Linked DNA regions of Homo sapiens: region 1 is linked to region 2. The links are chromatin contacts, found by Hi-C or POLR2A ChIA-PET in ENCODE. All regions are on one chromosome and are shown on one strand. The core of a region is the stretch at or near the end of the contact, and the rest is flanking DNA. Distances in the headings are between cores, read along the strand shown. Region 1 has its middle 32 kb from the start of ERVFRD-1. Region 2 overlaps NEDD9 (neural precursor cell expressed, developmentally down-regulated 9).

Evidence for each region. Hi-C counts contacts between places; a loop is a spot of excess contacts on that map. ChIA-PET counts read pairs that join two places held with the same protein, here RNA polymerase II (POLR2A). Pooled maps may share reads with other maps.
Region 1: a pooled map shows a loop between it and region 2 (2.7-fold over the local background). The contact joins two enhancer-like sites. A Hi-C loop is called at or near these places in 4 of 168 maps with a recorded cell type or tissue (CD14-positive monocyte, PC-3, mammary epithelial cell and 1 more) and 5 of 50 pooled maps. POLR2A ChIA-PET finds 5 or more read pairs at or near these places in 1 of 52 experiments (activated T-cell).

What each region holds. Positions count from the first base shown.
Region 1 is chr6:11,142,497-11,145,593 of GRCh38, reverse strand. No RefSeq gene overlaps it. Among named protein-coding and RNA genes, the nearest start is that of ERVFRD-1, 32 kb to the right of the region's middle. RefSeq lists an enhancer at 1,120-1,169. Within about 2 kb of position 1,698, at least 4 of the 41 ENCODE cell types and tissues checked have a DNase peak (open chromatin) inside an H3K27ac peak, as active enhancers do.
Region 2 is chr6:11,197,691-11,201,213 of GRCh38, reverse strand. All of the region lies in intron 2 of NEDD9 (neural precursor cell expressed, developmentally down-regulated 9), which reads left to right. Among named protein-coding and RNA genes, the nearest start is that of NEDD9, 33 kb to the left of the region's middle. RefSeq lists an enhancer at 1,935-1,984. Within about 2 kb of position 2,138, at least 4 of the 41 ENCODE cell types and tissues checked have a DNase peak (open chromatin) inside an H3K27ac peak, as active enhancers do.

The sequences.
Region 1 (3,097 bases), core at 449-2,948, 55 kb after region 2:
GAAGCCCAGGGTTTGCACTTATCACATCCATGGCCAAGAAATTGCACTTCAATTTCTTTACCCGTGAAGTAAGGATAAGACTTTTCCTTCCTTCCTTACCCCTCACAGAGCTGTGAAGTTCAATGAAGGCAGTATACGCGAAAGGAGTTTGCAAATGAGAGGTACTTCAACACAAAGCTTTACTATTTTAGGCCGGGCACAGTGGCTCACGCCTGTAATCCCAGCACTTTGCAAGGCCGAGGCAGGCAGATCACCTGAGGTCAGGAGTTCGAGACCAGCCTGGCCAATATGGTGAAACCTCATCTCTACTAAAAATACAAAAATTAGCCAGGAGTGGTGGCTCATGCCTATAGTCCCAGCTACTCTGGAGGCTGGGGCAGGAGAATCACTTGAACCTGGGAGGTGGAGGTTGCAGTGAGCCAGGATCACACCACTGTACTCCAGCCTGGGCACAGAACAAGACTCCGTCTCAAAACAAAATTAAAAAAAAAAAATAAACTTTATTATTTTCAAAACATCTCACCAAAGGTAGGGTTTCTCTGACTCCAACAAATAAATATGTGAGCCTTTGAATCAATCATCCTCTCCTCACTCATTTTCTGAAATGATTTGCTTTCTGGAGTTCTACACAGGGAGATAAAATTCAAATGCTATTTGGGAGCGCTCCTTTTCTCTCCAACTTCAAGCCTTCATCAGTAGGTGTCAGAGAGACTGTAAATATTGTCCCCTGACTTGGCTTTAGAGGGAGAAAAAAGATGCCCCTGTGTGGCCAGAACAATCCTGGTTTGTATCTGTTGTCCTGGCCCAATGATGTATAGTCCACTCTCCTCCCATTCACTCTCAAGTGCTCCAGTTTGATCAACAGCTTCTATGCTCGCCCCAGCCGCTTTAGGTAAAGAAGGCTAGGTAAAATGCCTATGACACAAAACAGGGTGCCACATAATTACCAAACAAATTTCCATCCAGTGACACCCTTCTAAAGGAGCACACCCCTGACCAGACCGGAATAGAAGGCGTCCTCACCTGCCAACTCTTGAAAACTGTCGCCACCTCGTGGTCACAAGCTGCTGTTCCAGCAGCACTGGACAGGATCCTTTGACCTTTGCAGAAGAGATGAAGGAGTGAAATGGACACAGAAGATGCAGAATTAGGGGGCTTGAAAAATATGTATCTCATTAACATACACTTTTGTGTTTGCTGATTAAAGAAAATCGCCACTTTCAGGAGATTCTCATTAGGCAGGAATAAGGCATCTTTTATATTTTACACTCTCAGATTCCAATAAAAAGATTGCAGGCTAAAATGTTATTTTGATATAAGTTCTACTTTATATTGAAATATTGTTTAATTAATTCAACATAGTGGGAATGGTGGCACTTAATTTAAAAAAATCCACCAACAAATGTTCAATTCTTGTCTGGGATCAGGCCACTGAGGGAAAGGAAGACTTCTCTGTGACAGTTTGTCTTTCCAGACAAACTCTTTGTCTGGAAAGGGGGCTGTGTTCAAAGAACACTTCCCTGAGAAAGTGATTTGTGTGCTGAAATTGAAAGAAGGACTGGAAGATAAGGAGAGAGAAGGCAAGTTTGTGAGTGAGGGGCACGGCCAGTGGAAGGATCCAGTGAGTAGGGTGGGGATGTCTGAGTGAGGACAGCATGTTTGCGCAACTGAACGATGACTCATGTGGCCATGAGCATGTAGAGTAAGAGGATGACGAGGCAGCAAATGAAGCCGTGCAGCATGTCACCGGCATGTCGAAGCTTTTCTACCTTTTTTCTAGGAGCAATGGGAACCTATTCACATGTTCTAAGCAAGAAGACAAATTTGAGTTGTGAAAAGCTCATTCTCGGTAACGATAAGAGAAAATACTAAAGATGGGCTGTAGTGATTTGAAACAGCCACTACTGCAGTGGCCCAAGTGAGCATTATCATGGTAGGGAATAACCGATATATGCTGGGCACACTTCTAGATGCTTTGTGTATTGACTCATTTAAGCCTTACAAAAGCCCTATGAGATAGGTACTACTATTAATACCCATTTTACAGATGAAAAAAGAGGCATACAGAAGTCTAATTTCACAGACCACAATTTATGTCTAATTTTATGACCACTACATTACCTGGCCTACAGACAGTAATAAGAAAATGGAAGAAAGTATATGGTTTCAAGAGCTACTTCAGAAGAAAAATCAACAAGACCTGATGATGTGCTGGATATAGGACATCAGAGAGTATCAAGAATGATACCCAGGCTGACGACTTAAGCCACTGGATAGGGACACTGGAGGAACACCAGGTTTGGAGAAAGTCATAAGCTTGACCTTGCAGATGCTGAGTTTAACCAGTGTTTAACTGACTGAGAAGGCAGTTGGCTCAAGAGATAGAAATATGGAGCCAGGCACAGTGGCTCCTGCCTGTAATCCCGGCACTTCGGGAGGCCAAGGTGGGTGGATCACCTGAGGTCAGGATTTCAAGACCAGCCTGGCCAACATGGTAAAACCCCATCTCTACTAAAAATACAAATATTAGCTGGGCGTGGTGGTGCAGCCTGTAGTCCCAGCTATTTGGGAGGCTGAGGCAGGAGAATTGCTTGAACCCGGGAGGCGGAGGTTGCAGTCAGCTGAGATTATGCCACCGTACTCCAGCCTGAACAAAAGAGCGAGACTGTCTCAAAAAAAAAAAAAAAAGAAGAAGAAGAAGAAGAAAGAAGGAGAGGGAGAAGATGAAGAAGAAGAAGAGGAGGAGGAGGAGGAAGAGGAAGAGGAAGAAGAAGAAGAAGAAGGTTTCTACACTTAAAAAGATGAATAAGGAGAAGGGAGGGGGACAGTGAAGTTACTGATTTCTTACTATATATTAATATGCTTGATGGGTATTTTAAAAATTAATCCTATGAGATAGATATTATCATTCCCATTTAGCAGACCAGGAAACAGGGAGGTTAAATAAATTTCCAACTGTCAAGTTATAGCATTTGGATGGGATCTCAGTTCTTCTGACTGAGATCCTAAGATCTGGATTGGCCATTTCCACTGGTCTTACGCGCACCTGGGATTATGCCCAAACTGTCCCCTCAAATACATTCCACCCCAGTGTCCA
Region 2 (3,523 bases), core at 889-3,388:
TCTGCTGCCGCTGCTCTGCCCCATCCCAGGCACCTAGCCAGCTCTGCATTAAGGAGGTGAAGTGGATGCCCAAGGAAAGAAGTGCCCCCAAGGAGACTTGCTGAGACCTTGAACAAGTGACACAATGTGAGCAGAACTTGTCTTGACAGAAAATGCTTTGTCTCTAGGTGTTCCAGAGAGATGGGCAAGTGTCCTATTTCTTAGTGAGAGCCTCTAAACAAACCAGCTTGTGAACCTCCACTGAAAAGATCTCATCTGATGAGCATTTTAATAAAGTGTCCTGAGTTTGGAGGCTTGCCGTCTTTCTCTTGGATAAATATCTTCATCTCCTAGACTTGGAAAAACACATTTTCTCCTGGGGTTTCCCATTGGCGTGTCTTGAGCTGCTCTGGTGATAACCGTAATAATGCCAATACTGATACGAACAGCAGAAAACAGTAACCCCAAGAACTCTACAGATGATCATCAAGGACCACTGTCTCTTACCATTTGCTGCTTTGGTTTGAAATTCTCACTGCCTCGTAGATCTCATTTTGAGCACTATACATTCCTAAAGATTGATTTCTTTCTATCTGACTTAAATTTAGGAATGATTAAATCTTCATTTCTCCCATGATTTGATCCTAAAACATTTTGAAAGGAAACAGCCTTGAGATCTGTGATTACTAAGACATACATAACATTCTTATCACATTAGAAAGCAAGAATTGACTGTTGCTTGTCTTGTTCCTGTTGTCTTGTCCCCTGAATTCCTGTTTATCTTTGATTGTATGTGGGACATTGTATTTTCAGTACATTTGTAGAAATAATGTGAAGCCTATAAAGATGTTCTCTGCCTCCAGAGAGAATTTTGTTTCCTTCTGCCAGCCTCATAGGCAAGCATACATCTGATTCCATGCTTTGAGCTGTTCTGGCAACCCTGATGTCTTCAGCCTGTGCAAGGGTGGGTTTACTTCCAGTTAATCCTTATTTTGGATACAGTCCTTAGGGTTCCAACCCAAAGTCGGGGGTGGTTTGGGGTCCCTGCCTTGGTGAGCCCTATAGTCCAATGTTCCCCCTTACCCAAAGAAGCTGTAGAAAACCCAGCACAGCCTCCCAGGCACCAGTTTCAGATCAGCAAAAAATAGCAAATGCCCCCAGGCTTGAAAAGCAATCTCACCTCTATTAACTCTTCTCCCAAAGTTTGACCTAGTAATTCTTTATTATCCTTGAACTCTTGACACTATTAAGAAGATCTTTTCGGCTGGGCGCAGTGGCTCACGCCTGTAATCCCAGCACTTTCGGAGGCCGAGGCGGGCGGATCACGAGGTCAGGAGATCGAGATCGTCCTGGCTAACACGGTAAAACCCCGTCTCTACTAAAAATACAAAAAATTAGCTGGGCACGGTGGCGGGCGCAGTGGGCGGGTGCCTGTAGTCCCAGCTACTCGGAAGGCTGAGGCAGGAGAATGGCGTGAACTCAGGAGGCGGAGCTTGCGGTGAGCCGAGATCTCACCACTGCACTCCAGCCTGGGCGACAGAGTAAGACTCTGTCTCAAAAAAAAAAAAAAAAAAAAAAAAAAAAAAAAAAAAAAAAAGATCTTTCCTAGCTTTTCTTCATTTTTTTAAGTTGTCTTCAGCAAGATGGTTAATCTCAATTACCTAGTCCATGATTTCTGGAAGTCAAAGTCAAAAGGTAAAATCTATATAGCCTAGGTGACAATTACAATAACAATAACAATAGCTAAGGCTTATTATGGCTTTATGCCAGGTACTTTATGCACTTGATCTCATTTAATACTCATATAGCCTATGAGGGAAGTATAATTTCCATTTTACCTATGAGAAAACAGGCTTAGAATGGAACCTTTGTTCTCATAGCTTGTGAGTGGTAGAACCGGGATTTAGATCCAGCTCTGCCTGAGTCCAGCTTCTGTTTGTCAATTACTTCCCTCTTCAGACCTAATTCTTCCAATAAGCAACAGAAAAAGACCCAGTGGGGCCATGGCCTCTGGCACACAGCTTCTCATAAACGAGCCTATCACACATCCCCAGAACTAAAGCAATCGTATGTTCCTTCTGATGTTGAGGTAAAAAGCAGGGTTTGTTTTGGTTTCCCTTTTCCAAAACACTCCCCCACATGTTTCTGGCTTGTGGTTAAGAAGAACCCAGGTGTTCATGTCACATACGAGCTCAACTGGGGAAAAGGAAACCATCCAGCAGCCCTCCTTGCCTGCCAATAGTGGCTTCACCCAACTTGGGGTGCATTCTTCTACAGTTTCTGATTTCTCAACTTCACCTAACATTCCCTTGCCTTCTTGGATCCCTCTCTTGCCCAACACTACCATGCATGGCTGATAGGGCACTGTTCTGCCCCATATCCCATGGGTTCTACTTAACCCAGAGCTGGCTTACCTGGAAACCAAGCTTATTCTGTAGTGGCAGACCTCACGCCATCTTGCTTAATAGCCTTCAGTTTTCCTTTAGTTGATTAATGTATCACTCAATAGATTATGCAAGACCTACTCTGCTAGGCACTGTACTAGGCCCTGTGGTTTATATTTAAATGAAGAGGGAATGATCTCTGACTTTAAAATGCTGGAAGAAGAGATGAGATGCATCAAGACCGTCAAACCACAAGTGATAAGTGCTGTCAGAGATGTGTGGATCACTGGCTCAGGGAGTTCCAAGGATAGAGACATATTATCTGTTTGGGAAGGGCTTGGTGGGGGAAAGGCATTCAGCCGGGCCTTGAAAATCAATTAAAGTTTGAATATGAGGAAAGAAAGAAGAGCATCTCAGACAAGGACATGGCATGGATGAAGGCACAGAGGTATGGGCGTGCAGGGCATCTGTGGAAATGGACAGCTCAGTTCTCGCCGAGGGAGGGAGTTGGTGCAGAGCCTGGGGGCCCTGCCTTCAGAAGATTTCCAAGAGGAAGGAGGGCAAAAATACACAGATGAAGGCAAAGACTGGCAGCCCGGAGGCCAAAGACGCGTTTAGTTTGGCCAAGACACTGTTTTTAAAATTTAAGTCAATTTTGAAAACCAGGTTTCACATAAAATTCCAAATTTCTGGCTTCTGAAAACGTGAAAGATCTGGCAACACAGGGCGCAATGTCTTCCCTCTTTCGGTAGAAGGAGTTCTGTCTCCCCGGCACCAAAGCCTGGCTTGTTTCTTCCCTACACCCTGCTTGCTCGGTCCGTGAGCATCTGAGTATAGGACCCTTGCTCTGCTATGGGTACCAGCTCAGGGAACACAGATGCAGAAACATCAGAAAGAGTCCCAAGGGCCTCTCATCCAACTTGCTGACTGTCATCATGCTGGTTCTCAGACCTCCCTATCTCTCTCTGCTATCCAAACACAGACCCTCCTCTTTAAAATTTCAGCATACATGGCTTTCAAAATTATGAGGCATGAAAGTGTCAAAAGCATCTCCAGAAACTCATGCCGCCAGGATCTGAGACTCAAAACAGTGTGGATCAAACACCATCAAAGTGTGGGGTGGGGCAATTCGAGTTTGTTTCCTTGTTTTTATGTAAGCA